Regions from separate parts of the Mus musculus genome. Here region 2 is linked to region 1. A link is a loop called in an ENCODE intact Hi-C map of the cell type or tissue named here. Cell type or tissue: left cerebral cortex. All regions are shown on one strand. Each heading gives the region's core, and the rest is flanking DNA. Links, peaks and the distances in the headings are about the cores only.

Region 1 (16,324 bases), core at 3,806-11,805:
CAGGTCTTTCTGTTTAGATTGTAGTAATAACAGGACACTGCCTTCACTGTGGTAGCTTTGCATGTTTGTGATATGACTAGAGACATGTTTGTTTGTGATATGTCTAGAGAAGTTAAGATTGGGATCCTGAAGAACTCCATGTGAGCCGGAATCCCTTCCTAATCTGCCAGAGCTTTTGCTTTCTTCTGAGTGAGTGGGGACATTGTCAACATACACCATGTGGAAACGAGACAGTGGGCTACCTTGATGGTACCTGCCACAGGCAGTGCCAAGTGACAACTTAGTCATGCAACCATTGTACACAGTATTCAGGTTGCCTCAAGTTTCTGTTTCACGTGGGGAGTTACCAACTATTTGCCCTTTTTCTTCCTCAGAGTACAACCAGAGACAAAAATTAAAGCAACATTATGTTCATTTATCCCTGAATGAAAAAAAATCAAGACTAGAGACCTCACAGTAATGACACCCCAAGGAGCCACTGGGAGGCTTCTGGAGGTACAAGGTTGAGATGTAGGGTGCAGTAGAAGCTAGAGAGAACCTCCTGACCTTCCATCAATCTCCTGAAGAAAAGTTCTGGGAAGTTCTGGGTGATAGTCAAGATTTGCTGAGAGAAATGTTTAGTGCCTTCATATCTATGGGTGGAATTGAGTTAACTACCAAATGACAGCAACAAAGCACAGCGGAAGAAAGGCAAGCTCATCCTGCCTGTTTAGCATGTATTTAGTATGTTTACATACATGTTAACCACTCAAGGAACTAAAGTGACCATCCTGTTAAAAGGCTAGTGCCCCATAGTTTTCATGCCAGTGTTAAGGAAACTGCCAGGTTTGATGTCGGGGCCTGCAACCTAGCAACTTGGTAGACTGAGGCAGGAAGATTGCAACAATGCCAGCCTGAGCAAGGTCTCTTAGTGAGACTTTGTCTGAAAATAAAAGTAGATAGCTAGATGATAAGTAGATAGAGAGGTAGAGAGATAGATGTAGGTAGCTAAATGGGTGGATAGATGAATGGATGCAAGAATGCAAGAATGGATGGATGGATGGATGGATGGATGGATGGATGGATGGATGGATAGATGGACAGATGAATGAAGGATAGAGATAGCAGTTCAGTTTCAGTAGCACACATACAGCAAGTAGTAAAGCTAGCATTCTCTGAGGTTTAGGAAATATGTGTGTGATGACTAGTCTTATGTCAACTTGACACACAACTAGAGTTATTTGAAAGGAGGGAACATAAGTTAAGAAAATGCCTCTGTAAGATCCGGCTGTAAGGTACCTTCTTAATTAGTTATTGTGGGAGAGGGCCCAGACCATTGTGGGTGGTGCCATTGTGGGCTGGTGGCCCTGGGTTCTGTAAGAGAGCAGGCTGAGCAAGCCATGGAAAGCAAGTCAGTTAAAAGCATCCCTCCATGGCCTCTGCATTGGCTCTTGCCTTCAGGATCCTTCCCTGTTTTGAGATCCTGCCCTAACTTCCTTCAATGGTGAAAAGTGCTGTGGAAGTGTAAGCTGAATAATCCCTTTCCTCCCTCACTTGCTTTTGGGTCATGATGTTTCATCACAGCCATAGAACTCCTAACCAGGACAATATGCCTGCTGGCTCATCTTCAAATCATAACATACAGCATATAGGCATATATATGGCATGTAAATATTTCATAGCTGACTGGTGTCTGGTTTCTTTCTGTGTTACCTGTGGCTGCTGAGTTGTTATAGCAAAAACCATAAGTTCAACAAACTCAGAAGTATTTACTGTTTGATCCTTTTCAGAAAATGTTCATCGCTACTAAAGAGAAGTGTTGTTCAAAGTTTGGGACCACCCGGGTCAGGCATAAAAGTCCCATAGGGTCTTCTCGACACACTTTCAGACCTCAGTATGTTATTCTGTATTCCTTACAGGCTGCCCAAGGACCACTGTGGTGAAACAGAGGCCTGGACCGCCACTCTCACCATTGAGACTTGGATCCGCCTGGTCAAGGGATCAGAAATGGATGCACTTCAGCTAAGCCTATAAGGCTGGCAGGAGGCTAGAGTGTTTGCTTTCTGCCCATGTGACACTGGGATGCTGTAGGTGGGCAGGTTATTTCTAAGAACGAGAAGGAAAGGAGATCCTTGGCTATTCAAACTGCTCAAAAATGTTAAGGTGATAAAGATGTGCCACCTTATTGCACTGGCAGTCAACTGTGATTTTTTTTCCAATTTTTTATTAGATATTTTCTTCATTTACATTTCAAATGCTATCCCGAAAGTCCCCTATACCCTCCCCCCACCCTGCTCCCCTACTCACCCACTCCCACTTCTTGGCCTTGGCGTTCCCCTATACTGGGGCATATAAAGTTTGAAAAACCAAGGGGCCTCTCTTCCCAATGATGGCCGACTAGGCCATCTTCTGCTACATATGCAGCTAGAGACACAAGCTCTGGGGGTACTGGTTAGTTCATATTGTTGTTCCACCTATAGGGTTGCAGATCCCTTCAGTTCCTTGGGTGCTTTCTCTAGTTCCTCCATTGGGGGCCCTGTGTTCCATCCAATAGATGACTGTGAGCATCCATTTCTGTATTTGCCAGGCACTGGCATAGCCTCATAAGAGACAGCTATAAAAGGGTCCTTTCAGCAAAATCTTGCTGGCATATGCAATAGTGTCTGCGTTTGGTGGCTGATTATGGGATGATCCCCGGGTGGGGTAGTCTCTGGAAACTGTGATGTTTTAAAAATTTGATAATCATTTATAATTGTGTGTGTGTGTTGTACTTGACCCTTCAGGCATCTGTGGAGGCCAGAGGCTGAACTGTGTACCCCCCCTCTGTTTTTGTGTGTGTGTCTCTCTTCTCTCTATGTCTCTCTGTCTGTCTGTGTCTGCATCTCTCTGTCTCTGTCTCTATCTCTCTCTGTCTGTCTGTATCTCTCTGTCTCTATCTCTGCCTGTCTGTCTGTCTGTGTCTCTCTGTCTCTATCTTTCTCTGTCTCGCTGAGTGTGTCTCTCTCTGTCTCTGTCTGTCTGTCTGTCTGTCTGTCTGCCTCTTCTCTCTCCCTCTCCCTCTTTCTTCCTCTCTCTCGGCAGGGTCTCTTTCCATCATTGAACCTCACCATTTTAGCAAGGCTGACTGACTAATGCAATGTCCCTCATCCCAGGAACTGACTTTTTCCTCTCCCTCTTCCCCCCCAGTGCTTTGTTTAAGGTCACGTGCCACAATGCCTGGCTTTGTTGTGGGTGCTGCTGAACCAAACCTAAGTTCTTCTGCTTATAGAGCAAGCACTTCCCAGCCCCTAGTGTATGTTTTATAGGAGTTGGAAGCTTCTGGACATAGAAAGTGATGAATGTTAAAGAGAAAATGCTAATTACAGAGGCTCACCATGAAGAATTACAGTATATACGGGATTATCACACCATGTCCCGTAAATATGTACAGTTATTATGTGACAATTAAGATAAATAACAAAATAGATACAAGCAAGTGTGAGAACAAGATGGTTATAGATGAAAAACTGCACCGAGGTTTGTTCTTAACTGTTTGCTAAAGTACAAACAGACATGGCCAGCATGAAGAAGGAGAGGGTCACATGGGCCCCTAGAAACAGTGCTGGGGAGACCAGGGATCCTCAGGAGAGGACATCGTGAGAGCATGAGCCAAAACCCCTGTGTGACTTTCACAGGAAGGCTTAGGAAGGGCAGTGGAGCTGGCCTCATGTGGACTAGCTAAGGACTATAGTGGGTGCTAGGGCTCAGGGTTGCCTGTAGCTGTATGAAGCTCAGCCCAGGTGCTGGGGCATGGCTGGGATGTAAAAACTGGATAAAGAAGGACTTGGACTTACGAGCTTGGATTGTTTGGTTTGTGTGTGAGGGCTGCACTCCTGGGTGAGCAGTTTGCTGTCCTCGGATTCAGCATTGGGAGTAAAAGTTCTCTGGGGATCAAAGCGTCAGACAAAACATGGATTTCTCTATTTTCTAGATAGTTATGGGGTGGCACTGCCCAGGCACATATCTTTCGTTACCTATGTTCTGTGTTTCTTTGCATGACCAGTCTCCCTTCAGAGTTGTACTCTCCCTCAGATCTGCTTATCCTCCTGTTCATTGTGTTTTCGCTTGTTGAGACTGGAGCAGGCTGCGCTCACCTGGCTAGGACCATGTGACCATTCTGCTCCAGTCTTCTGCTGATCAGGGACTGCAGGTATCTGTCCTTCTTATTCCTCATCACACAGTGAATCCAGCCCTGGGGCAACACTCATTACTGTGATACGATAGCACATTTCTCTGCATGGATCATTCCAATCTGGTAATAGCTCTAAAGTCATGAGGAGGTACTGAGTGAGAGAGGGCTGGTCCAGTGACCTAATAAGAGTTACTGTGTCATGATTACCAAACTAGCTTCCTCATCAGTCAAATGGAGACCGGAAAGTTTAGAGTTATAGTTTCCAAATTCCCATGAACCCTTCTGCCTTTGACACTGACTGGACTGAGACACTTATGTTAGTCACAAAAGAACATGGCTCATTTACTAATTTTAGGAGAATATAGATGCCCTAATCTCTTATTCTTGCTATTCTTGATGCTTGCTTGTAGCTCTTTAATTAATTTTCTTCACTAAAAAACAAAACTGGAGGCCTGGGAAGATGGATCAGTTTGTAAAGTGGGCCCGAGTCTGGATCCCTAGCATCTAGATGAAAGATCTGGACTTAGTGATACACCAGTTAAACAATGCTGGGGACATAGAGCCAGGAGGATCTTGGAGACTCATTGATCAGCAAACCTACTTGAGTTGGTGAGCTCCAGTCCAATAAAAAAACAACCAAACAAGGTAGATGACAGCTGAGAAAGCATTCAAGATTGTCTTCTGGTATCCCCACTCATGTGCACCACATAGACACATGTTTTGAAACACACCACACACACACACACACACACACACACACACACACACACACACCACAAACACCCCCACACCACACCCCCCCCACACACATCACACACACACACATACTACACACCACAAACACACCACACATACACACATACCACACACACACACACACACACACTACATACACAAACATACACACAGACACACACATACCACCACCACCCCCACACCACACACATACATACTACACACCACAGACACACCACATACACCAAACACACACACACACAACCTGTAAATTCTTTGAGGCAGATTTTATTAATTCTTTAGTCTTGTATGCCTCAGCATTTTATGTTAAAAGGACAATACAGGAAATATAAGACCTAGGTAAAGCTGAATCAGGCTGTAAGCTCCTTCAAAGTAAGTAGTTTTGGAGAGCAAAACCTGATCTGTTCTGAGGGTGAACCTTGCACAGCAGTGAGGATGCTAATAATCCGGTTGGTTGGCATGTGGCAGATTCTGTAAGGTTATAATATCATTCTCTTTCTCTGATAACCTTGGAAGAGTCCTGGACTTTAAAATTACCCAATAATTTCATTATATTTCTAGTGATTGAAGTAATATCTGATTATTCTACAGTTAGGCTTTACTAGCTAATTAACAACAATTGAATGTTGATATTGGAATCTTTTGAGCCAGGCATGACCATGCACACTTGTGATTGCAGGATCATGAACTGAAAGTCAGCCAAGTCCAGCCTGGGCTACAGAGTGAAACCCTGCCTAAAACTCAACAGTTCAACAAGCAGAAGAGAGTGGAATATATTATTAATTTGTCTGGAAGAAGATGACTTGCCTGGAATACTGTTAGGGCTAAGCCCCAAGGAGTCTTTTAATACATATCTGTTTCTGTAGGATTTTTTTTTTTTTTTAGTCAGAAATCTAAAATATTGCAGTGGGTGGGAAGGTGGGGTGAGCAAGCACAGAACTAGTGCCAAAAGATGCAAAAATGCCATGAAAACGCTTGGCCCAGAAATAATAGCTTACCAAAACACACACACAGTTGTTGGACTCCTGAGCAAAGATACATAGCTCCCTGTATAGGCAACCGTGGTGCTGGCCAACACGCCCGGTGGTAGGCCAGTCCCATCCAGATGCCACTGCCAAGGATGAGCTATTGGCATCCTGTCCCCTGGTTGTCAACATTCTCTCCCTCTCTCTGGCATGAATTTCTACAGGGGCTGCACAGAAGAATTAAGACTCGGAAGAGTTCTGGATGAACACAAAGCAACACTATAGAGCGCCACACCATGGGAGCCCTTCGGGTGTCGCCTTTGTTCTCCAAGTTTCATAGAACTCTTATGTCTATGCAATCCCCACAGAGAAATCCATCCCTTAGGAAATCATGAGTGCTGGAATTTGATTTCTGCAAGAAGACAGCTCTCTTCAATCTCAGATGTGTCTTGGATGTTTTGACCCCCACCCCCTCTCTGTGAGTGTGCACATGTCCAGATGCACATGTGTGTGCAGGTGTGTATACACATGTGTGCAGGTGTATGTAGAGGTCCAAAGGGGCCTTGGGTGTCATTCTTCAGGCACAATCTACCTTGTCTTATAAGAGTTTCTTCCACTAGATTGGGGAGTGGGGCCCACAGGTTAGGCTAGAGTGGGTGGCCAGTAAGCCTAAGGGATATGCTTGTGTCTAGTTCCTCAGTGCCAGGATCTTCAAAGGATGCACCCCACATCTAACTTTTTTCTTTTACACAGGTCCCAGCCTACTCTAAAATTTGTTGCATGTATAACGCCCTTACCAAGAGCACAGTTCTGTGATTCACTCTCAATGGCAGATACAAAAACTGTACAGGAAGACATTTCAGCAAAAGTTTCATACTTTATTTTGCACAATAAATAGTATTTTGAAGTTCAAATTAATGTCACAGCAGAACATTAAAATGATATGGCATATAAACGAAAAGAAGCTGAGAGGGGACTGGCTGCCCTTGCTCTTCTTGACTCTTCGAGCTAACTCTGAATAACAGTAATGGTGGAATTGTTTGTGTACTCCATAATGTTTTCCCACCTTGCTCACAGGACACACTCAAATCCTGGGGTTACCTTGTCAGATCCATTCACCAAGTGACCTTCTATACAACAATTGAGCTTTGCCCTCTAAGTCTTTAGGGAGGGCCCCAGGTTATAGATTAGGTAGCAAGGCAATTGCCCTCACATATCTGAGTATCATTGACTTTGACAAACCATCTCCAGAGACACAGGACAAATGGACCAAGTGTTTATTGCCAAACTCAGAGAAGATGACTATTCTAGCACGTGGATGATCTACCAGGCAGCCTCCCTTGCACAGCTGCTCTGCTTAAAAGCCTTACAATGAGTCACACGCCCATGCCCAGGCATAACTTTTGTGACTGACACATGGAAGACACAGCTTAGTCACAGCCACGCATGTGGCTGTGCTCATTGCAGAAAATATACCAATTTAACATAAAAAGATCTACATAGTCATGAGAGCTGTGTTTAACTATTTGTTTTCCACACATATATTAATATTGCAAGAAACTCTTCTACTTTCTCATAAAAATTGCCACCAACTACACTGAAGTGCTGTGTCCATAGTTTGAGCTCTTCCTCGCACATGGCATGCTCTGGCATGAGAGAAGTCATGGCTATAGAAACACACACATGTGATGTGGTATTGGCTTATACTTCCTTTGTGGTCTCCTAACTTACCAGCCTAAATGAAGCTCCTCAGTACAGCCCTCTGGGATCTACCTGACCCCTCAGTGGAGAAGATCAATTTAGTGTTGCCTACGTAATTCTCAGTGTTATCTTTGCAAGAATGACACTCCAAGAGACTGTACCTTCTTCTGTTTGAACTAAGGGCCAAGTTAATATGTTTCCTTTTTTACTGACTGTGGTAAGAGGAGCAGCTCCATGGGCCTGCAAGATGGCTTAGCAGATCAGACCCTGACAACTGACTTCTGTCCCCTGAGCTTACATGGAGAACAATGACTCCCTCCAGGGTTGCTCCATAACCTCTGTGTGTTTTCCACGGCATATGCACCCTCATAAATAAATAGATGCAAAATTTTAAAACAAAAGAATGGCTTCAACCTGGGTTTCTGTTTCCTTTGCCCTTCGTGTCTGCCTTTGAACACCGGCTTTTCCCTTACCCTTTCATGACCTATCTACAAGCCTCAAACACATGGAAACATCAGCAGATCCAGCAGCAGCCACAGGGATGCCTGCTCCTTCCTCACTGAGCAACAATTCCAAAATGCCAGGACTGAATACCGTTATCACAGACGTGAAGCTTGTTAATGTCATGTCACAGACTTCCCACTAGTGCTTGTTCACACATTTGATTCTTCTGTGGGATGATTACACTGGCATGTCTGAGCTGATTCTTTAAGCACCAATTTTGAGGCAAAATACTGACCATTCTTTCTTTCTTTCTTTCTTTCTTTCTTTCTTTCTTTCTTTCTTTCTTTCTTTCTTTTTGGGGGGGGCATTTAGCTTGAATTCTATGGGTATTTTTCTTTTTCATGATCTATGCACAGTCTTATTAAATTTTGAGCAGTACAGCTACCACTTTATGGGTAAAGAAAATAAGGGTCTGTGTAGTGAGGTCACAGGGCTAAGTTGATATGGGAAGAGTCTGACCCTGGCTTTTGGAATCCAGAGCCCATACTCTGTCTCTCTCTCTGTCTCTCTCTCCCTCTCTCTCTGTCTCTCTCTCTCTGTGAATTGTATATGTGGGGGGTTGCATGTGTGTGCTGGTGCATATACAGGTCATAGGATGACTTAGGATGCCTTCTTATATCATTTTCCATCTTTTCTTTAAAAAAATTTAATGACATTTACTTATTTGGTGTGTGTGTGTGTGTGTGTGTGTGTGTGTGTGTGTGTGTGTGTGTGATGATACACATGTAGAGGTCAGAAGGCAACCCCCTTCTTCTCTGAGCATGTGGATCTTCAGATACTGAACTCAAGTCATCTGGTGGTTTGGCAGTAGCACTACCACCCACTGGGCCATCTTGTCTACCTTCTGCCTTCTGCTTTTTAGACAAAGCATCTCACTATCTGGAGCTTACCATTTTGACTAGTTTGACTGGTCCTCCTGCCTCTGCTCCCCTGCCCCAGTATTGCCCTGTAGCACTCAGCTTTTCCAGGAGTACTGGGGATTGAACTCAGGTCCCCATGATAGCACAGTAAGCACTTTGCCATATTTCCAGCCCTCAAAACCTACAGCCATTGGTTCTAATTTGTACGCAGTATACATCTTACTCCAACTCAGAAAGCTGTCAGATGAAAAAGATCTGAGAGCTACTGACTCTAGGACTTTGGAGTTGCACTAAGCTAACAAAGTGTGCTTCCATATCCATGTGGAAATCAGCTTTCTGAGTTGGAATAAGATGTATACATTTCCAAGAGTGAATGGTGTCTCACTGGTCTCCTATGTAATTGTTCCCTGGAGCGCACTCTTGGATCATCTCCTCTGTGTGCATTCTTAGAAGGATATCTGAGTCAACTCAATTATACTTTATACTGACTGCTTTTAAACTTCTAAATAAATCACTATTGTTTACAAAATGAGAAATCTTGTAAGTTAATAATGACCTCTTGGGGTTGCTGGGAGAGGATCATGACTGAGCAAACAAAAAGTACCACAGATGAACTATATGACTGATGCAACAAAAAGGAGCTGGCTGAATGGCGCCATGGTGTGAGTCTCTAGTTCACTATGAGTCTCCCCTCTCTGCTCAACATCAAGAGAATGAGATGGATGATGACATCAGAGTATCACAGACTCCTTACCTTCATCTCACTTTCCTCTAAGTCCATTTATAGGAAAGATAGTGAGATTGGAAAGGTAAGAAGTGATGGACCCGAGACTCTCACCCAAGACTTTTAATTTCTACTCTTATTTTTTTCAAGATTCCACTCTAGAAAACTGATTTCCAAGTATATCCTCCAGTCAGGCAATATTTGAGTTGATGGTTTAACCCCTTCAGAACTGGTGCTTTAGGGGTCTAGCAAACACAGAAGTGGATGCTCACAGTCAGTTATTGGATGGATCACAGGGCCCCCAATGGAGAAGCTAGAGAAAGTATCCAAGGAACTAAAGAGAACTGCAACCCTATAGGTGGAACAACAATATGAACTAACCAGTACCCCGGAGCTCTTGTCTCTAGCTGCATATGTATCAGAAGATGGCCTAGTCGGCCATCAGTGGAAAGAGAGGCCCATTGGACTTCCAAACTTTATATGCCTCAGTACAGGGGAACAACAGGGCCAAGAAGTGGACCTGAGACTACCTGGGGGGTAGTTGTAGGGGAGTGTGTGTGTGGGGGGGAGGTATGGGGGACTTTTGGGATAGCACTGGAAATGTAAATGAAGAAAATACCTAATAAAAAAAGAAAAAAAATACCCACTTATTAGAAAAAGAAACTGATTTTAAAGGAAGGTTTCTATGTACATGGCTCCAGATCCAATACCTGGATTCAAATGCCGGTCTTTAAATGTACCATGGTTGGGCAAGAGGCTCAACTTGTCACTAAATTAGCAAAGAAAAGCTAAATTATATTTAGTAAATTATACCAGACAGACATGGCCAACAGTGTGACAGTAGTTTCCCAATAGATTCACACAGCAGTGAAGCAGAGTTGAGAGTCTAGAAAGCAGGACAAATATCTACAGCCAACTGAGTTTTTGACAAGTGGCAATGGATAGTTTTAAACCTCCAACATCCACAATTTAGAATCATCTGGGAGGAAAGTCTGTAGGCATGCCTGTGAAGAGTTATCTCTATAGTTAAATGATGCTGGAGGGTCAAGATCATTGGGTGGGGGGGGGGGGCTGGAGGGGGGTTTCCATTCCTAAGCAGGTATATAAGAAAGTTATGTAAGTATAAACCTGTTAGTCAGCCAGCCTCATGGTTCCTGCTGTACCACTTTAGCTGTGACATGAATTCCTTGGTCATAGTAACACTGTGTGGAATAGCAATCAGGTCTGCCTTTGAGGTCCTACTTTGACTTCCTGCTTTGACTCCTTTCAGTGATGGACTGTGATCTGGAATTGTAAGGTGAAATAAAACCTTCCTCATCCTAGGCTGTTTTTGGTAACGGTGTCTATTACAGCATCAGAAATGAAACTAGAACAACAGGGATCAAGTTTAGTCAAAGAAAGGTAACAGCCTCTCTGTAAAGGAGGCACCTACATTGCTGTGTGCAAGAGGACGGGCTGCCTCTTCACACCGCATGCAAAAATGAACTAAAAATAACCAACAACTTAAACATAAGAACTAAAACCTATAAAAAAGAAAGAAACAGGGTAAAATTTCATGAAGTTGAAGTTGCAATGGATTCTTACCTATGACATACAACACGGGAGCATTAAAAGAGAAAATAGATGCATTAGACTTTTCATTAAACTTAAGAGCTTTTTCTGATTCAAATGGCTCTACTAAAAAAAATAAAACAACATATAGAATGGGAGATAGATTTGCCAAATACATAGCAGTTGACTATCAGAATATACATAAAACTCTGACAGTTCAACAACCATAAACAAACAGCTGGACTTAAGAAATGGGCAGATGGGCCAGAGAGATAGCTCAGTGCTAAAAGCTGCTCTTCCAGAGGACCCAGGTCTAGTTTCCAGTATCCACATAGCAGCTCAAAAGTGCCTATAATGCCAGCCTTTTTCTAGCCTTTGAAGGTAACTTGACTCACATGTATATACCCCACCTCCACATATATGTAATTAAAAATAAAAATAAATTGGAGACATGTCTTCAAGGATGGCTTGTGAATGAGCAACAGGCCCTAGATCACAGGCCGTTCTGGAAATGTGGAAGCAGGCACTGAAGGAGAGACCATGGCACGATAGAGCCACTGAGACAACCAGTTTGTAGGCTCATCAATAGGCTAAACACAGAGTTCCCAAGTATTGGGCCCCATATTGGCCCTGGTTTGGGCCTTGAGGACAAACCCGAGCCTGGCTTGAGTTTCTGAGGCCTTGTGGGAGAGCCTAAGCCTGTCTTGAGTTTTGAGACCTGTCTCAGTCACTTCCATATCGGAGTGACTAAGCTGCCGTTGTTTGACCCTGCCTTTGCCTCTGCTGATATAGAGCTTTGTCATTGGCCTTGTCAGTCACTCTGTACCCTCTGTCACCTTTCCCGGACTCCTACATCATCTTACCTGACCCAAGATCTCCCTCCCTATGTTTCAAACGTATATAAGCGAGAGGCTGATGCCATAAAGTTAAGTTCCTGCTTTAACAAGACTCCCTCCCAGCTCAGTGTGTTTCTTTTGGACCATTGACACTCGCCAGTCCACTCAGCCCTGGAGAGACTGGGACCTCTCTCCTCTCACCTGGAGCTGGGATCCATGCAACCCAGATATACCACATCTAATCCTTGTAAATATTCCCAGACAATGTTGTGTGCACAGCAAACCATGCAGAATACTTTTTTTTTTAAAATTAGGTATTTTCTTCATTTACTTTTCCAATGCTATCCCAAAAGTCCCCCATACCCTTCCCCCACTCCCCTACCCACCCACTCCCACTTCTTGGCCCTGGCGTTCCCCTGTACTGAGGCATATAAAGTTTGCAAGGCCAATGGGCCTCTCTTTCCAATGATGGCCGACTAGGCCATCTTCTGATACATATGCAGCTAGAGACATGAGCTCTGGGGGATACTGGTTAGTTCATATTGTTGTTCCACCTATAGGGTTGCAGATCCCTTTAGCTCCTTGGGTACTTTCTCTAGCTCCTCCATTGGGAGCCCTGTGATCCATCCATTAGCTGACTGTGAGCATCCACTTCTGTGTTTGCTAGGCCCCGGCATAGCCTCACAAGAGACAGCTGTATCTGGGTCCTTTCAGCAAAATCTTGCTAGTGTATGCAATGGTGTCATCGTTTGGAGGCTGATTATGGGACGGATCTCCGGGTATGGCAGTCTCTCAGAATACTTTTATCACGCCGGCCGATACTACCATGGCTCCAGAGTAAGGGTGGAGGGACGCAGCGTCCTTGAGCTGGTGCGCACAGGTATGCTGCAATCCTGCCTGAGGCGGTGGGAGGATGCCTCACTTCCAGCTCTGGCCTTCCAGGGTCTCCTCTGTCCCAGTGGCCGGCTGCCCACTGGTGAGTCTGTCCGTCCTCCACCCCCACCCCACTGCCCACTGGAGTGAACTGTGACACAGATGATCTTATTGTAAGCATTTTATTTTCAAATTAATGAGACCCAACTGAAGGAAATGTTGTTTCCCATCTGACCAGCTTTGAGGAAAAACTCCCTACCTCCTTTTTAAGAGAGAGAGAAAAAAAAACCTGATAAAGCCTTATTTAAATAAAATTTTATTTTGAACTATCTTGATCATGCAAAAAAAAAAAGAAAGAAAGAAAGAAAGAAAGAAAGAAAGAAAGAAAGAAAGAAAGAAAGAAAGAAAGAGAAATCGCATAGCAAAAGAGCTCCCGATGGCTAAAGGCATACAAGTTAAGTACATCTAATAGGTGAACAGATGATTAAAATGTGGTCCCTGTGGACCAAAAGTACTTCTTGCTTATAAAGAGGAATAAAACTCTTCTATACATGCTTCATGAAGAAAGCAAGATATGTAAAACAAATATTGTGTGATTACACATAGGTGAAAAATTGGGAATAGACAAATCCATATGAATATAAAGTAGAACAGATAAATTATTAAATGCTGGAGAAAGGGAAGTGGGAAGTTATTGTTGAATGGTATAGGCTTTCTGTGTGATTGCCCTCTAACGCCATCTCTGCCCACCCACAGATAGTGTAGCTCTCTGTCTTTATCAGAGTGGTACAGGGCTAATACAGAAACTCATGACTGGTGCAAGGAGTTTCCATCCACAAATAGGAAATCCACATCACACCCAGCTCCCATAGCTCACATTGTGAAAGGGGTGGTGGTGGTAAGATTTTAAGAGAGCTCAGAGGTGCCTGCAGCTGTGCCTTCTGGATATGACAGGACCTCTGCACTCTTGAACTCACAGCAGCCATCAGAAAGCTTGCAGGAATCAAGCCAGTCCACATTCCAGCATAAGGAAGGAGGCGCTTATAGGCCCCTCTACCTTTAGCTATGGAGCTATTGACATTTGGTGGCTTCTGGAAGAGAGAAGTCAGTTTTCTTTAAGGGTGTAGCTCCAGGTAGGTCAACTATGTCCAGTAGACGGCCCTACACCCATGAATACAGGATGCTGCATTAGAGTTGATGTGTTATTGAAAAACAAAAATGGGGGAAAACCAAACAAAAATTATTAAAAAACAAAACAAAACAGGGGGCTTGAGAGATGTCTCAGCAGTTAATAGCACTAGTCTTCTTCCAGAAGACCCGGGTTCAGTTTCCAGCACACACATGGCAGCTCATAACTGTATATAACTCCAGTTCCAGAGGATCTGACACCCTCAAACCAATGCATATAAAAATAAAAGATTAAATAAACTATAAGAAAAAGCAAAGGGACAAAAGGGAAACAAAGTTGGAGGACATTAAGAAGGGATGGGTGTTAGAGGAAGGAGTGACAGGCAAATATGATAAATTATATTGTATGAAATTCTCCCCCAAAATAAAAGTATTTATAAAAGTAATTTCTTTTAAAAATGATTCTAAATGTTTGTTATTATGACTGATTGGGCTCTGACATCTTCAGAATGTTTCTTTTAAAACACATTTTATTAATTCTTTAAGAATTTTGTGCCATATATTCATCCCCCGACAACTCCTCCCAGAGCTATCCCGACTTCCCTATCTGTTTGTGGTGGTTTGAATGAGAATGATCCTCATATATTTGAATATTTGGTCCTCAGTCAGTGGAACTGTTTGGAAAAGATTAGGAGGTGTGGCCTTGTTTGGAGGAAGTACCTCACTGTAGGAGTAGGGGGTAGGGTGGGGTAAGGATGGGGGGGGGGAGGGAGTAAGATTTCTAAGGACCATGCCATTCCCAGTTAACTATCTCTTTGCCTTCTGCTGGTGGGTCATATGTTAGCTTTCAGCTACTGCACCAATACCATGCCTGCCACCATGCTCCCTGACATGATGGTCATAGTATAGATTCACTCTCTGGAACTTTAAGCTCCCATTTAAATGCTTTCTTTTCTAAGTTGCCTTGGTCATGGTGTTTTGTCCTGGCCATAGAAAAGTAACTAAGTAACTAAGACACTATCCAACTTTGTGTTTTCCTCCTCCTCCTCTTCCTCTTCCTTCTTCTTCATCCTCCAAGCCCAGTTTGTGGTTCTCATATATTCTTGGGGTTATGACCTCTCTGTGGAGAGTGGTCAACCTGCCAGAGCTCACACCTTTAAAGAAAACTGATTATTTCTCTTCCAGCAGTAATCAATTTTTCATAGCTCCTCAGCTATGGGTGGGACTTCTTGCCCATTTCCCAATCTACTGGGATTTTTCCTGGCTTGGGCTTGCATAGATCTTGCGCATGCTTGCTGTCACAACTGCTGTGAATTCATACATTCAGCTGCCACGCTGGGTCTGGAAGACACTGTTCAGCCCACAGTATTCAGGAAAGGTGAAGGTATAGATAAACTGTAGAAAAATGAGTCTGTGTTTGGGGGGGGTGTCTTATGAATCAAAGGCCAGGATAATTTGAATAAAGGCACTAATCAAAAGAATGAATCAAACATTGATATAGACCATGTAGACATTACCACAATAGTATTAGACTCCACCTTTCTCTTTTCCTACTTCTAAACATAGCCACATCCTTTACATTCTAAGCAACCTGGCCTCCAAGCAAGTACCTGTGTTGGGAGGTACTCTGGCCATGCGCGTGATTGCCAGCACAGGCATCCATTAGTTCCAGCTAGGACTGGACATAAATATTGTTGTATTATTCACAGGTGGGAGTAAGGAGACTGCCTGTGCTAAAGTAAATTGTTACCAAAAAAAAAAAAATGTTGTTCAGTTCTTTGGTATGAATACTGAGAAGAACTCTGAAATTTTTGGGTAAATATTTCCCACAAGAAAGTCATAACCATCATCGTATTCATGAATTACATGTTATGAATTATTATTAATAATAATAATTTTTGAGCAGCAAATGAACAGGAGATGTGATGTGGCTATGTGCTTTCTCTTTCCCCAAGAGAGTTGACAAAAGGAGATTTGCTCATATGTTCCGTGGAGCAGACTGTCATGTAGGAAATCTGGTTATGGGGGATCTGGGTGCTGGAAGAAAGCATCTTTGGGGCCAGCAATCAGCGATCCAGGCAGCGGCTCTGCACAGGGAGCTGGGGCTGCAGGAGGCAGCTGGTGGCTGGGCCGGAGCCCAGGAGCTGCAGGGGGTCGCTGCCAGGGAGCCAGGGGTGATTAGCACGGCTTATGCTGACATGCTGTCAATCTCTAGGGATCAGCCTGAAATCCTTCTTAAGGAATGAATCGGATTTAAAGAAATGAGCAATAGATAA
Region 2 (16,324 bases), core at 4,760-12,759, 78 kb before region 1:
TCTAGAGTTACAGATGGTTGAGAGCTGCCATGCTGGTACCTAGCTCAGTAAGTGTTCTTAACTGCCAACTATTTCTCCAGCCCTGAAGCTGATGCTTTTGTTTCTTTTAAATGTAGTATTATTACTTCTTTATTATGACTGTATTAATCCCAGCTAGGTGGACAAATGAAGTTTAATTTCAAGGTGGGTGAATAGGGATACTGTCATAAGCCTCAACAGTGACAAACACATGATAAACAAAGGAAACTGTTCCAACACACACACACACACACACACAAATTGGAGGTCTGGATTCAGTCCAGTTGTTCCCACAGCTGGAATGAACATCTAGGTTGTGCTGGGATTCAATAGCCATTTTAGGTCCATTCAGTTCCACTGATATGAGCCCTTCCTATGTGTTGGGCACCATGGGAGACTTTTAAATATATATATATATATATATATATATATATTTTAAAATATAAAATTCCCTCCTAGTAGCTGTGTGTATTATAGGCACACTTTGAAGCTGAGAAGCTGCTTAGATAGGCTAGGTTAACTACACAGAGCAGTTACAGAGCTAAGGTATCCACTCAGGCTTATGGGATGTCATGGGGTTCCTTTCCACTGCTACCAGAATGCTACCCGGATACCATCTGCATAGAATGGAGACCCTGACTGGAGGTGAGACAGTTAAATGGAAAATTAGAGCCTCAGGTATAACAAAAATGAAACAATGGGGGTTATACCCAGACAGCTGTAAGTTCTCTGAAGTGAGAAGACACTGATAGTGCAAACCATGTTGCCTCTGGGCCCCGCTGGCAGAGCGGTTTCTGTAGGTGTGACAGAAGGTTGAGGGGACAGCCAGGATTGAGGGAGGAGTCTCCAGCCCGACTTCGGGCTATAGGCATGAAGAAGGAATAGGAGGGCAGAGAGGAGGGATGGTGGTGGCTGCCGCATTGAGGGTTTCAGGTCGAAGGCAGAGTCTGCATGTGATTCTCCATGTTAAGGCTCACTGGAAGATTCTGGGGAGGGGAGGATTGGGGAGACTCATGAGGATGTGGCACTGAGAGCACCCCCAGAGTCACTCTCCTCAGTTAAGATGCAGAGTGCTAAGGACTTGCCCAAGGCTCCGGGAACCAACTCAAGAGCAAGAGTGAATGGTGGGACTTCAGACTTCAGTTATTCAGGGAAGGTGTTGACAGCTCTGAGCCCAGTCCCTGAGTGGGGCTCATAAGATCTGCACCCCTTCTCACCAGGATAAGGGAGGGGGCCCTGTGTGCACAGAGATTTCAGAATGGCAGCACATTGTGCATAGCCACATTATCTTCATTCTAATGACCTATACAGAAACCACCTAAAAAGCCATTAGGACTTTAGGCCATTTCCTCTCATCAAGGTCGGGACTTCATTCAGAAAAGGAGGCCAGTGACCTATTCGTCTCCCAGGGAGGTAAATACTGTGAGACCCTGGGCGAGTCATTTAACTGTGAACTCTAGCTTCTTTATCAGTGTAGCACTTGGCCTATAGGAACTGTGTGAGGCAACAGCTGTGAAGGCATCGGGTAAATGAAACCACCTTATTGCAGGAGTTCGGAAAGGGAATGGGAGGAGGAGGAAGAGGAAGAGGAAAAGAGGAGGAGGAGGAAGAGGAAGAGGAAGAGGAGGAGGGAGAGAGAGGAAGAAGAAGAGGAAGAGGAAGGGAAAATAGAAAGAGAGGAAGGTGAGAGGGAGAAAGGAGGAGAAAGGAGGAGAAAGAAGGCCCCAACAACATTCACAAATTAACAAGATGGTGGTCTTGTTGAAAGTGAACTAATGAGATAAACCCATGCCCTCACATGATGGAGTCAGGAAGCTCATTTCTGGTTTACATGGCATCTGAAAACTGCCTGCAGCAGACAAGGAAGGACGTAGGCAGAGTAACCAGGCCCTGTGTGGTCCTGGCCCATAGCAACACATCTGAGATTCATAAACACACACAAACACACACACACACACACACACACACACACACACACACACACACACTCACTCACTCACTCACACACACACTTTAAAACTAATATAGTAATTTTAAAAATGAAAAACAGTTGATTTGATGAAAAATTAGTATAGATTTCTAATCTTGGAGGAGAGGTGGGGATGACTCCATAATGAACAAATGCTGGGACACCTGTTACCAATTTAGGGCACTTACTGAAGAAAATGCAGATACACTGTTGGATTTTAAAGCCAAGAGTTTGTTTAATCAACCAAGGCCTGAGATGTGGGGGGCTCAGGGGTGGGAGTGGAGGGGACTTAAGGGGTGACTTGGGCTCCTTTTCTGTTTGCCTGGTGCGCACTGAAGTTCTGGGACTACAGAGGACATAAATCTTGGTGACTATCTTCTATCAGTCGCTCAGCAGAGAGGAGTCTCAAGTTATTTAAGAACGTGAAAAGCAGAGTAGAGTAGAGTAGAGTAGAGTAGAGTAGAGTAGCTGCCAACAGGAGAGGAGAGCAGGGGAAGCATTCACATTGCACCGAGGAATTCGGGATTAAGAAACCCCTAGATTCTAACTTTGCCTCTTAAAGAATCCTGGGTTATCCACCCTGCTGAGATTCTTCTCTCCTGAAACTTTGATTGTAATTGTTATGATGCAAAACAACTGATCACATTTTAACAGACTCAGGGCAGATACAACGGAGACTGTAGGAACCACAGGTTGTATTTTTTTCCTCAGTGTCATTTAACCATGATAAACTTTGTTTATATGAGCGAAAAGGAGGAAAAAATAATCCTCACGATTCCCATTGGTTTTCATTCCAAAAATCAGTTAGTTTATTGAAACATTAGAGTCAATTGACTTTGACTGATTTTTTTTTTTTTTTTTTTGGCTCCATGCTGGCACAAATGTGTGAAGAGAATATGGATGGGCAGGGAAGCCTTCTCCCCGTGCCTCATAACCCTGGAGATCTTAGCAAAGTACCCAGGCAGGACAGAGCAAGCACTAGCACCATGTGGACGAAGCAGCTACTTTGCCCCCATGAATAGCGAAACTTTCATTTTGCCAATCATTTAGAGAAAGCTAGATTTATATGTTATACAGCTTTGGTATATGCCTTAAAAATCAAGTAGGACATATTTAGAAGGACTCTATTGTTTGGATCTGCTAATCTGCTAATCAGTTACCCTGGTTCAAGAATTAAAGTGTAATAGCAAAGAAATAAAATATAAATTAAAAAAAATTTTATGTAAATGTAAAAAAAAAAAACGCATCAAGTTTATTTTTCTTTTTGCAACTGCCTGAGGCCGAGCAGGACTCTTTGAGAAATTTTTTAAGAGACATCAGTAAGCATTAGGCATATTGAAATGTATAGATGGGGGGAAATCTTTCAGCTATGTCAATAAACAGAATGGGCCAGAGAGCTGCCCCTGCCCCAACATTATTTTAAGGTACCTCACACATCTGATACATATGTGGCTTTAGGAGAGGTGTCAGGAGAGGAGAGTGTAAGTGCTGAGAGGGCTGAAGTTGTGAAGGGCATGTGCCTGTAATTGGCCTTTCTCGTTTCTGTCTTGTTAACAAGTATATAAATAAGAGAAGGCTTCAGTAATTGGCTCAGGGTTACTAATGAATTAATTAACTTCAGTCTATTTTACCTAACCTTTAATAATAAAAGTCCTTTTTTCCCTTTTTCCTCTTTCCCTTTCTTTCTTTCTTTCTTTTTTTTTTTTTTCTTTTCCGTTTCGCAATAGGTCTGACGGACTGAAAAAAAAAAAAAACCGACATGCGGCCAAGCTCTTGAAAATTAATGAGAAACGAGGAAAGGATCGATGTACACTCTGCTTGCAGGGAACTGACACAAAAAAGACACAATAAGCTTGGGACAAACACAGTCAGTTTAAAAAATAGGTTAGAAAAAGTGGGCAAATTCAATTATAGAAGTAATTAGAAGATCCAGGGCAGGCTGCCTCTGGGACTGTGCCAGCAAACATGAATTAATATGAGTGAATAGAGAGTCCATGTAGTAATTAAGAAGCAATCACCTATAGCAATGAGCACCTGAAAACAGGCCTAAAACCATTAATTCAGTGATCAAAAATATTTTTAGATGATTAATATGGCAAATTTATTTTTTAAAAGACTAATTTCTGGAAAGATATCAAGACAATGGCATACCGTTTGTTCTTCTGGAATTTATATAGCTAATTAAATTTTATAATTTGCAACAACAGTCATTATTATCTGAAAACAGTGAAGGCAATATTTCACCTCTCTCTCTCTCTCTGTCTCTCTCTCTCTCTCTTTCGCTGTAGTTCTAAAATCAATAACATAAACTCAGCTCCCACTGGCCTCCTGTAAGTGGCTAAGTCTTGATTACTACATTATTTCAACGCGTATTTTTTTTCTTAATATGACTGTGTTTCATAAATGTTAAAACGTTTGAATGAACAGCCACAGTCTCAAAAGGTTTTACATGTCCCTATACCTGGGCAGGAATTCCACACGCTGTTTAATTTCAACACTATCAAATAAAAGCGTTTAATATACTATTTGTGCATCACAGACATTCTTACTTGGTCAAGAGAGGTCTGTCACTTCAGTGCACACCGTTCCTCCCCTAAGAACACAAAGGCACACAGGGGCTCGGTGGAGAGTCCTTTAGAACACACAGAGGCTAATGGCTTCTGAAATAGGTGATTATCAGAGCCCTGGAGAGCAAGATGAGGGTCTGGCTGGCAGTAAATAAGCTCTCAATATGAATTATTCTATTTCCACCGCTTTAAGAAAACGCATGTTTCATTGTAGATCAGAAAAGTCTGGAAAATGCTGTCTTTTTGGAAATAATAGGGGGCTACTAAGGCTGATCAGCTGATCAGCAGGTGCGGTGGGACACCTGCTAAGGGATGGGGTGCTCAGGGGACCCCCTGACCTACAGCCTCATAGTCATTTCTGCCCATGTGAGTTCCCTCTGCAAAACAAGATGTGTCTGTCAGGCTTTAGGGATGGCAGCTATTCAGTCGCTCAGGAAACGGTATTACCTTTGCAAACTGCAAGGAGGTAGCTGATGTACATAGATCAGACGTTCTCAACCGGTGGGCTGCAACCTTTTGGAGGTTGCCTGAGACCATCAGAAACCACAGATACTTACATTATGATTCAAAACAGTAGCACAACTACAGCTAGGAAGTAACAACAAAATAATATTATGATGGAGGTGTGTGTCATCGCAACGTGAGAAACCGTATTAAAGGGCCGTAGCATTAGGAAGGTTACAAACCACTGGCATAGACAAAAACAGAAAATGAAAGGCATTCAAGCTACTTTCTGAAGCTGATTTCATTGTTGCCATTCTAGCTTTTAATTCTAAAGACAAACTGGGTATTCTGGGAGAGAAAATGGGCAAGAAGTGTGTATGCACCAGGGCTCATACTCCCTGAGTGAGCTTGAGGCTAAGAAGCCAGGCCCAGGTAGAGCAGGCGCAGGGGCTGCCCAGAGGCGGCACGACTAGTGAAGAGAGCAGAGCTTAGAGAGGTCTGAACAGGGCCCACTCACCATGTAAAGTCAACCGCGAGAGAGCAAGCATGGGGCTGCCAACAGCGCCTCCACTGGTTGGAAAGAACACCCAGGCTCTTTACAAGGGGGTAGAGAAGGCAGGCACCCTAATAGAGAGGAAGGGAACGATGGAGGCGATGCAGAGAATAAAGCAGACAAAGGTTAGAGTACGTGGCAGACACCTGTAAGCTGAGCACTCTGGAGGTTAGGCGGGAGGGAGTATGGAAAGTTCAAGGCCAGCCGTGCCTACAAGAAAGGGAATTTGAAGAAAGCCTGAACTATATGAGACCATGCCATAAAATAACGTGCAGCAATACAACCAAAGTAAAAAAACGAAGCAAAACAGAAAAGACAATAACCTTTTATTATTCACAAGTAAAACTTCTTTGCTTTTCTTCCTGTTTTCATTCACAAAACATTTTCTGAATTCCTTTTACCAAGTACTTAAAGTTAAGAAGTAGGGGTGGAGAGTGGGGGAGGGTGTTGGTGTTGGAGGTGTCTAGAAATATGCCAGACACAGGCATAGTGGCCTGCTTCTCTTTCTGGCCTTGAATTCACTTTGTAGATGAGGATGGTTGTGAATTCCTGATCCTCCTGCCTCAGCTTCTGGGAGTGCTGGGATTACTGGCACACACCACCATCTTCTGACAACAGGGTCTCACTGTATATTCTAGCCTGGCCTCCAGATCACCATCTTTCTGCCTCAGCCTCCGGAGCACCAAGTTTACCGGCACACACTTGTACACCCTACTTTAAGACTGCCCGTTTCAAAGTTCTTACTCCAGAAGCAGGGTAGAGCCAAGGGACACACACAGTTGAAAGTTGAAAGAGGAGCAGCAGCCCTGCTGGCCTTGTCCTGGGGGCCACAAGGAGCGTGGCAGAATTCATGCCTCTCCTGAAGAATCTCAGGCAGAGAGGGAGAAGGGGAGCGTTCACCCGAAGGGAACGTGCTCTCGTTTTGCTGTAAATCTGGGTCCCTCTTAAAATCAGTTACTTCACAAAATGGCAAGTCTACCTGACCTGTGTGTGTGTGTGTGTCCGTGCGCGCGCGCGCGTGCGCATGTATCCAATCGTGAATGGTGACTGTGTATACATGTGAGGGGGAATCTGGGGAGAGGTTTGCGAAAGACCCTTGCGAGTTGTGAGGGGGAAGCTTAAGGGGATGTAAAAGGAAGGCTGGGGACAATAAAAGGAGACCGTTGGGGGTCTGTGGGATCTGGCAGTGTGATGGGGGATCTGGGAAGGGAATTTGAGTGGACAGCTGATGTTAAGTGTGAGTGGACAGCTGGGAAGTTAAGTGGGAGTTTTTGGGGAGCCAGAGGAGGTGGGGGGGGGGGGAAGGACAGCTCAAGGTAGGGAGCAGAAGGGGAAAGCTTGGGGCTCTTTGGAATTTCTAATCCTTTCCGAATCATAAGCTTCTTTCTTCAGTTAGTCTGTCCCCCCACCCCCACCTCTTGATTCTCTGAGATAATGTCTCCCTGTGTAGCCCTGAATGGCCTAGAGTTTGCTATGCAGGCTGGGGCTAGCTGGGAGCTCACAGATCCACCTGCCTCTACCACCCAAAGGCTGGCCATTAAAGGCAATGCAGCAAGGCGCCCTGCTAGTGCTTGCTCTCAAACACACTTCTGGTTTCATCCAACTTTCGTGTGTGGGTTTTAGGTTTTGGCTGATTGGAGAAACGAGCTGTGTGCATGTGTGTTATGCTGTGCATATAGAAATCAGAGGATAACATGTGGGAGTCAATTTTCTCTTTCTACCATATGGATCCAGGGAATCAAACCTAGGTCAGCAGGCTTGGTGGTAGGTAGCTCCTTTTTAAATCAGATAACCATTATTAAGTATTTACTAATTACAGATCCTCTGCCACCCACCCATTACTCTTCCCTCTTTTCTAGCTTGAATCACTTGAAAGATGCACCGAAGAGAAGATGCCCCAGGAGAAGGTCACGTTTTAACAGTTCCGTTCTGCAACAGGTGTGGCTGCTGGGAACATTGGGGCTATTTAGTTTTTAAAGGGCTAAAGAACAACAGCCCAGTTAAACCACCACACAGGTTTATCCATAAGCAGAGAAAACTGTGGCTAGCGTGGGTCAGAAGCTTCCTACGTAGGAGCCCAGCCTTGCTCACTGGATATACAGAGCTAGAAGCGCCATGTCTTCCAGGAGCAGAGAATTTACCATCATGTCTGAACACTAATTCAATGGGATCTTTTCTAAGTGTTCTGCTGGGGACCGGGGGATACAGTGATGATTAAAACATGAGTCTTGCCTTTTAGGAGAGTCCTCCCTCAAGAAGCAGATGAGGTAGAGCAGTAAATCAATTATTATCAATACAGCTGGGATAAGATTTAGTGGCGATAAGCCGAGGCCCTGAGAGCCCAGTGGAGGTGGGAGGGTGGGGTGAGGTGGTGTCGGAATCAGGGATTTTAGGAACAGGCATTTAATTAGCTGAGGATGGGACTCAGGGAGTTTAGGCAAAGACTGAAGGTCGAGTCAGGGAAGATAAGATGCTTCCTGACTCTAAAACAGGAACAGTCGGCTTGGTGCACAGAGGGTATCTAGGCTTGTGTCAAGCCACCCTGCAGACCTGCCAAGAAGGCTCCCCGTGATGTCTGCAGTTCCTTGACTCTTTTTTTTTTTTTCAAATCCCCTTTCTTCTTCAAGGCTTCTGGACAGAACCAAAGAAGTCCAGTTACTGGCCACTTTCAAACTGGAACTTGTTGGGTTCCAGCATGCCTGTGGATGAATCAGATGTACATCCATTAAGCACCCGGGTGGGCATGCGGTGTGCAGCAGAGATGGGCCATATCACAGCCCGTGAGTCTCACAAGGATGCCAACATGAATGAAATGATTCCTCTTCCCGTGCCAATGTTCTTCCACACCTGGTACAGGCTGCTTGTCATGGAAACGGCAAGATGTTTCCCACGTTAGCAATGCCAGAAAAGGGGGCCATGGAAGTTCTCAGAAATAGATTCTGCATGGGAGCCAGCACCCCACACAACTTGATAAGCATTTTTGGTAGAGCCTCCTTTCCCACGAGTCCCCTGCCTGGCTGGCAGCTGTCTGTCCTTCTGATGTCAATTTTAAATCATTGCCCCCCTTGAGACGTTTTGCCTAATCTTTTCTATCAGATCACCTTCTTCCCCAGGGTTTCAGTAGAACTGGGCACTTTCCCAATATTGAACTGTACAATTAACATATCCCCTCTGCTCCTGTATCAGCCTCCCGAGGACAGAAGCTAGATTTCTAGTTGGAATACCCATAGTGCCTAGTGCCGTTCTGGTGCACAGTCGGCACTTAATGCATGCTTCATAAGTGATTGCCTTACACCTTAATTCGATGGTGATTGAAACCCAAATGCAATGAACTGAAAGGGCCCTCAGCAGAACCAGACTTGCCACTGCCAGACGTCTCTTAAAACTCAACACTGGCTGTTAGAAGGATTCGAATAAGGGGGCTCCAATGTCTGCTCTCAAGGCCCTTCTCAGCCTCCTCTCATGCCAGGCGGCCCAAAACAAATCCAGCCTCTTCCGATTTGGCTGCTTTCAGCCCTGTTGTCTTGTCAGGGCCGCCTTCATCACTGCTGAGGATGTGGGATGCAGCTCGGGAAAGGATTGGGTCCTGTCTGTGGGAGAGAGGAAGAGCTGCCCCCATACACAGATGCCTAGAGAAGGTGGAGCTGTGTCTAGGAGCCACTGTCCATGATCAGCTTCCCAGCATAAGGGATCTGGTCCCCGTTATAATGCACAGCACCCTGGAAAACACGCACAGCTTAATCAAAACGCTGCCAAGATTCACCTTACCTCTCAGGTGTGGAGGGCGTAAAGGTGGGGCAGAGCCACAAGAACAAGGCTGTTGTGAGCAAGAGGAGAAGAGAAGGAGGAAGAGGAGGAGGAGGAGGAGGAGGAGGAGGAAGGAGTAGCAGACAAGTGAGAGGGAAAGAAAGATTTAGAAGAACGCCTGTGTGGCAGACACACGCAATGGCTGGTGCATGAGCAAATGATTGACTGCTTTCTTGGGGTTGGCCTAGAGTCGGTCCCATCTCAGGCTGCTCTTAGGTAGCCAGAAATTTCTCCTTGAGAAGTCTACAACAAATGAGACAGATGGCTGGAACCATCTTGGGTCCAAGCCAGATCTCGGTTATGCTACTCTATTCCAGGGCTTTGTGGATCCACTGAGCCTCTTTTTTCTCTCTCCTACTCATTCAGGCTGATTTCCATTTTGAGAAATGTTCTAAGAAGGAGTCGTAGCCTACTTTCAAAGTCTCACTGAAGCTTGGGCTTAGAGATGCACGTATAACTGGGAGCTCTTATCTCTTCCAACTTTTTTATTTCTTTGTTAAATCAAAGAAGCTCCAAAAGTCTCCAATCGGTCACCAGAGAGAGTGTCGATGCCTCAGAAGATGACAAACGGCATGCTGGTGTCTGCGTAGTAAGGCTCGTCCCTGTGTCTGTGAGTATAATGCCCGCTATGAACACGGATGCAGAACACTATTAGCATACTAATTTGATTCTTCACCTAAAGAATGGGAGATTCTTTTGACATAGACAGCTGTCCATGAATAGCGAGGGTGACCCCTGGTCAATTTTCCATCTGTCTTAGGGTAAGAACTCCAGAAAGAGGCCACACTGGCCCTGAGATTTCACACAGCTTTCTTCGTCCAGTTCCATGGTGGTTCATCTGTAAAATGGGGATACAGCCAGAGGAGCCTCGCTTCCATGGTTGGAGTGAGGGTCAGATGAGCACCATGCCAGCAGAGATTTTTGTAATTTAAAACTTTGTTTTTTTGCTCCTTGTCTGAAACACATTTAAGGCTCTCATCTGCATACGCACTTGCTTGGGAGGTTTATGCTGTAACTCGACTGCCCATCTGGACACACAGAGAGAAGTGGACAACAGCCTTCCTGGGTAAATTCTGAGATGTAGGGACTGAATGTGTTGTGAATGTATATGTGTATGGAGACCAGAGGTGCACGTCAAATGTCTTCCTAGATTGCTTTCCACCTTAGTATTAACTTGAAAAGTTACTATTCTCTTTCTATATGTGGGGCAAAACACTGTGTTGTGCCTGTGGAGGTCAGAGGACAAATTTGAAGGAGTCAGTTCTCTCTTTCTACCATGCAGATTTCAGGGATTGAACTTGGGTTTTTGCATTTGGCAATAAGTATCTTTACTGATCCACCTGGTCAGTCCTCTCTGGAGTATACATATATATGTATGTATATACTATATATTCTCTTTAAACTCTATCTATCTATCTATCTATCTATCTATCTATCTATTGAGACAGGGTCTCTCACTATGTGACTCTGGCTGACCTGGAACTCTCTATGTACACCAGGCTGGCCTCAAACTCACAGCTATCTGCTTGCTTCTGCCGTTCAAGTACTGGGATTAAAGGCACAAACCCCCACACCCAGCCCTCTTACTTTATTTTTTGAGGGTCTCTCATTGATCCCAGAGCTCACTAGTTAGGCTAGGCCAGCTAGTTCTTAACTCCTAGGAATCCTCCTGTCTCTGCTTTCCTAGTGCTGGGATTACAGATACACATAAGCTTTTTACATAGGTGATGGGGATTGAACCCAGGTCTTCACATTTGTGTACTTTACAGATTGAGCTGTCTCCCAACTGCTCATCATTTGTTTATCTTTAATGAGAATTCTGAAGCTATGGAGAGGCCGCTGCTTCCTTTTGCCTTTTGCTCATTGAGTGTCCGAGGACCAGGGCACAGAAGGAAGGAGTGGAGACTATCTGGGAATGTCAGGTTGACAAACTGACAGTGTACAGACACAAGTGGTGCCTATAACCCATGCTCTCTTGCTTTGTCCTGCCTCCTATCTTTGGACTTGTGGTTCTGTCTACCTTAGGCATTTTTGACAGTCATCAATAGAGTTCAGAATATATTGATGAGTGGGTTTTATCCTCAGACTTCCTGATGTAATGAGTTTGGCTGTAGTCTGAATTTTGGACTTTAAAATCCTTGTGAGAAAATGATTGCATTTTGAACACTAAAATTTTTAGAAAACAGCTATGTTTTCAATGTAAAGTCCGGAGTAGCATACACCAGCAGTACAGTTAGTAAAACGATGAAACTCGGCATGATCGTACAATGATGTTCATCTGGTAACAACCCTGTGGTGTCACGTGACTCTCCCACATCTGCTTTAAATTGTGCACAGTGCCAGCACTGTGGCTCCCTGGAGACTAAGGCTGGAAGGACAGCTTCAACAGAGGACTCACTGTGGAGAGCCAGAGATGGCTCGGAGGCGCCCCAGCTCACATCTCAGGAGAGTTCCGGGAAGTCAGGAATCCAGCGATTTGTTCTCCTGTGCGATTTGTTCTTCTGGAAGCTTGTCTGCCAATTTCACTTTCTCTTTTATCATTGCCTTTTTAAGCCTGTGTCCACAGCCTGGGCCTCATGACAGCAGCTTCAACCCAAGTAATGCTATTTTTACCATCTTCTCCTTCACAGCCTTCCCTCCCTGGTCCTTCTAAGTCTCCATTTCCTTCTTTTTAGTGTGCTTCACTTTAAAAAAGCACTATTATTACTATTATTATTTTGGTGTTTTGAAATAGGTTCTCAGTGTGTAGCCCTGGCTGTCCTGGAACTCACTACGTAGACCAGGCTGGCCTCTGGCTCATAGAGATTGGGCTGCCTCTGTCTCCCAAGTGCTGGGATTCAAAATATGCACCACCGTGCCTGACTTTGATTTATTTTTATTTTATGTGTATGAGTGCTTTGTCCGTATGTCTGTCTGTCTGTCTGTATGTATGTATGTGTACTGTGTGTTCCTAGAGGCCTGAAGGGGGTTGTTGGTCTCATCCCCTGGAATTGGAGTTACAGATAGCTGTTAGATACCATGTGGGTGCTGGGAACCAAACCTCTGCAAGAACATCAGCTCTCCTAACCACTGGGCCATCTTTCCAGTCCCAAAGTGTGTGTGTGTGTGTGTGTGTGTGTGTGTCTGTCTGTCTGTCTGTCTGTCTGTCTGTGTCTGTGTGCCTTTGTGTGTTCATTGAACTTTCTTCCTTCCTTCCTTCCTTCCTTCCTTCCTTCCTTCCTTCCTTCCTTCCTTCCTTCCTCCCTCCCTCTCTCTCTCTCTCTCTCTCTCTCTCTCTCTCCTTCATTTCATGAGGACAGTCTTGACTAGCACTGAGCTTGAAGGAACATGCACTAATCTGATGTTTCCGTGTTCAGGTGACTATGAAGGGTCAGTCACAGCAAATTCAAGGTCAACCCTGAAATCATGATGCTTTTGCTCATTTACCCCCAGGATGTTGTCATGTTGGGAGAATGTGTTGGAGTTAAGTCACCCTGGGGGACTTCCACCTCCCATAGGTGTCCCCAAGGAAGAAATCTTGAAGTCATGTAAAAGTTAAAGAAGTTTCTCTTACAAAATAGTATACTATCAGTGGGTGGGGGGGGGAGCCCAAGGGAGCCTCAAACAGGGCCTTCAATGTTCTGTCATTGTGGCACTTTGGTGTGGGAGTGGAAAGGGCCTTATGTTCTTTAACTGGAGAAAGAAGCCACATCTGAACTCAAAATGGAAAAAAAAAAAAAGTCCTAAATAATTTCATCAATCTCCCATCACCAAAAAACCCTGGGCCATCTTTCTAGTCCCAAAGTGTGTGTGTGTGTGTGTCTGTCTGTGTCTGTGTGCCTTTGTGTGTTCATTGAACTTTTACCCCCAGGATGTTGTCATGTTGGGAGAATGTGTTGGAGTTAAGTCACCCTGGGGGACTTCCACCTCCCATAGGTGTCCCCAAGTCTACAAACATGTCACATGAACATATAAACATTTTGAGATATAAGAGCCAAACTGTGCTAGGTGGCTAGACAGACAGGCTGGCTTCTCTGGGCCCTCAAGATCCTTGTGACATAAGCTGTCATCATCACGAGGGCATTTGTGTGACGTCACAGGCTTCACTCCACTCCTTCATTTGCTACCTGAGCTTGTCAGCTACATGCAAAGAGGGGCTACTGGTAGGTAATATAACCTTAATATTCATCTCCCCTCCCCAAAATTCCTGAGCAGAAAGGCAGACGGGCTTGAATTCAAGGCTTGGGGAAGAGAATAGAGTTAGGAGATTATAGCCAGCCTTCAGCCAATGGCGGTTGGCAGGTGGTTGCCATGGTGACAGCAGTGTTGGAAGTTTCCTGACAAATGTTTTCAGAGTTGGGCTTTGAAAGGGGGAACAGGCTACTTTCCAACAAAACAAAACAAAAGACTGCGATTTTGAATCTAATTTGTCAGATTTTGTTTTTACGAAATTTTGAATTTTAAATGTAAAATAAAGAATGAGAGATTTATGAAAGCCTAGTATTTTTTTCATGTTAAAATCATTTGTAATGTGTTCTGTATTTCTGATTTCAATATTCTGATTTATTAGTGGGAGGTAGTGAATCAAAATCTTATTTTGTTATTTTATAGTATAATGGATCTAGCTTGGTAAATGCACTTGAGGTGTTGGCATATTTGTGTGCGCGCGCACACGCGCATGTGTGTGTGTGTGTGTGTGTGTGCGCGTGTCTGTGTGATATCTATATGCTTGTCTGTATTATGTGTATATATGAATGAATTCCTCATTGTCATAGTGTGGCCCATGTCTATTAACATCTCTGATTTAATGCTCTTGGCAGTGATGGATTTCAGAAAATCAATCAGTGCTGACCCCAGTGTGACTCACCTACCAAAAGAAAATCTGGGACTATAGAGATGGGTCCTCACAAGCATGGGGACCTGGGTTCAAATCTCCAACATCCACATAGAGGCAGCATTCCCTGTAACCTAGTACTAGTAACCAGAGACAGGAGGATCCAGGGGTTCACTGGCCAGCCAGTCTCGCCTACTCAATGAAGCCCAGGCTCAATTAGAGAACTTGTCTCAAAAAGTAAGGGGTAAAATTATAAAATAAGATGCCCAGTGCCAGCCTTTGACCTCCGCAGGTGCATATACCTACACACCATGAAACACACACAGCTTAAAAAGAAATTGAAGATATAATCAGGGATGCTTATGGGAGCTTGCAAACCTTTCACAGCAGCAACTGTGCTGCGTCCTGCCTTTCCCTTACTCTGTGCCTTCCCTCTGCTCCCCTCCAGCCTTCCTTCCATGTGTGAGTTGTTGAGCCTCCATTCTGGGGGAGGAGGGGGTGCTCCTGGCCTTGGCTGTTGGATCTGCTGTCTTCACTGAGTTTGTATGCCACCAGAGCCAGCCTCAGATTCTGGTAAAGTTCTCTTCCCTGAGTTGGCCCCAGCTCCCCAGAGCTGCAGCAGGGGTTAGTAGTGAATGCCCCAGCTTTTGTGGACAGTGATGTGGACGGCAGATAACTCCAGCTGTCATTACAGGATCATCCAGAGAAGGGGACGGTCAAGTAGGGCTTACAGTCCACTTGAGTTTTTCTGATTGTAAAACCAGCCATTTTTCAATTTAAATAATTTAAGGATCCCAGCGTCCCTATAGTCTCAGGCTCATTTAGCCTCTTATTAGCTAATAGTTTCTCTAGTTCAAGAGGTGGAAGGGAAGATACTGTTAATTCACAACAGTGAGTAGCGTAAACAAAAAAGCAAAAAGCAAAAAGACAAAACAAAGCGAAAACCTAAACCATGCAAAGGCAAAGAGAAGACACAATAGGAATCTATACAAATAACCATAATTGATTTTAAAAGTTAATTAAAAGAGTCAAAGGAAGCCAGCACTCTGAGGCCCAGCATGTATCAATAGGTAGATGACACAGGAGAATAGATTAGAAAATTGATCTAAGCTAACTAGATGGAAACAGACAGAGCTCTTGGTTTTACCTTAAATACCCCAAATTCTTTCCTAGGCCTTTCCCTCGTATTTCCTAACAATGGTCCACAGAGAGAAATGCTGAGGTGAACATGAGGAAGCAAACAAACAAAATCGATTTGCAACATCCAAAAGGGGTAGGATGGTTCAGAGACCCCACTTTGACTCCTTGTGACAGCAAATGGCAGACGCTACAGAGGACACAGGGACTCTGTGACAGCAAAGGCAGATGCTGCAGTGGACATAGGGACTCTGTGACAGCAGAGGCAGACCCCATAGTGGACACAGAGACTCTCTGATGGCTAAGGTAGATGCTACAGTGGACACAGAGACTGACAGTAAAGGCAGATGCTACAGTGGACATAGGGACTCCGTGACGGCAGAGGCAGACACTATAGTGGACACAGGGATCTGTGAAAGCTAAGGCAAACACTATAATAGACACAGGGACTCTGTGACAGCAGAGGCCGGCACTATAATAGACACAGGGACTCCGTGAAGGCTAGGACAGACACTAGAGTGGACACAGGGACTCTGTGACAGCGAAGGCAAATGCTACAGTGGACACAGGGATTCACTTCCTTTCACTTATGAGCACGGTGCCCTTTTGACTTTTGAAATCTCCACAGTTTTTCAAGCCTCTGAGCAAAAGTATGGCCACAGGAGTAAATATTCTGCCTCTGATGATCTCCAGAGAGCAATCCAACAGGAAGGCAGAACTCTCCTGCCATTTCCAGAAACTTCTTTGGATAGTACCACATTTTCTGTTCTCATGTTCTAGAGACATGAAGATGGTCTGAAGACCACAAGTTAACTGCTCATGGTCTGATTGCACTGTGTGTCACTCATATGACACCCTACTGCCATCCCAGTGAAGGTTACAGCTCGAGAGAGACTTTTGGATGACCAGTCAGAGAAAACACTTTCTGCCTGAGATAGGGCCCATGGTACCACCAAGAACTGAATCTGATCACCAGACTCTCTGAGCTATGACAGACAAGTAAGGTATGCAGGCTT

Evidence for each region. A loop is a pair of places that touch in the nucleus more often than their neighbours do. Peaks named below come from ENCODE experiments on the same cell type or tissue, not always from the same donor. Only the 100,000 strongest peaks of a DNase experiment are listed, where the experiment ranks them.
Region 2: it touches region 1 in a loop (4-fold over the local background); 2 of 42 quality-filtered maps call a loop at or near these places.

Annotation. Positions count from the first base shown.
Region 1 is chr3:34,486,720-34,503,043 of GRCm38, reverse strand. No RefSeq gene overlaps it. Among named protein-coding and RNA genes, the nearest start is that of Gm20515, 56 kb to the right of the region's middle. In left cerebral cortex, for the core only: no CTCF peak of the experiment used is centred there; DNase peaks (open chromatin) are centred at 5,991, 7,249 and 8,137.
Region 2 is chr3:34,565,597-34,581,920 of GRCm38, reverse strand. All of the region lies in intron 2 of Sox2ot (SOX2 overlapping transcript (non-protein coding)), which reads right to left. Among named protein-coding and RNA genes, the nearest start is that of Sox2ot, 13 kb to the right of the region's middle. In left cerebral cortex, for the core only: a CTCF peak has its summit at 5,546; DNase peaks (open chromatin) are centred at 8,429, 9,173, 9,647, 11,705 and 1 more place; H3K27ac peaks cover 380 bases.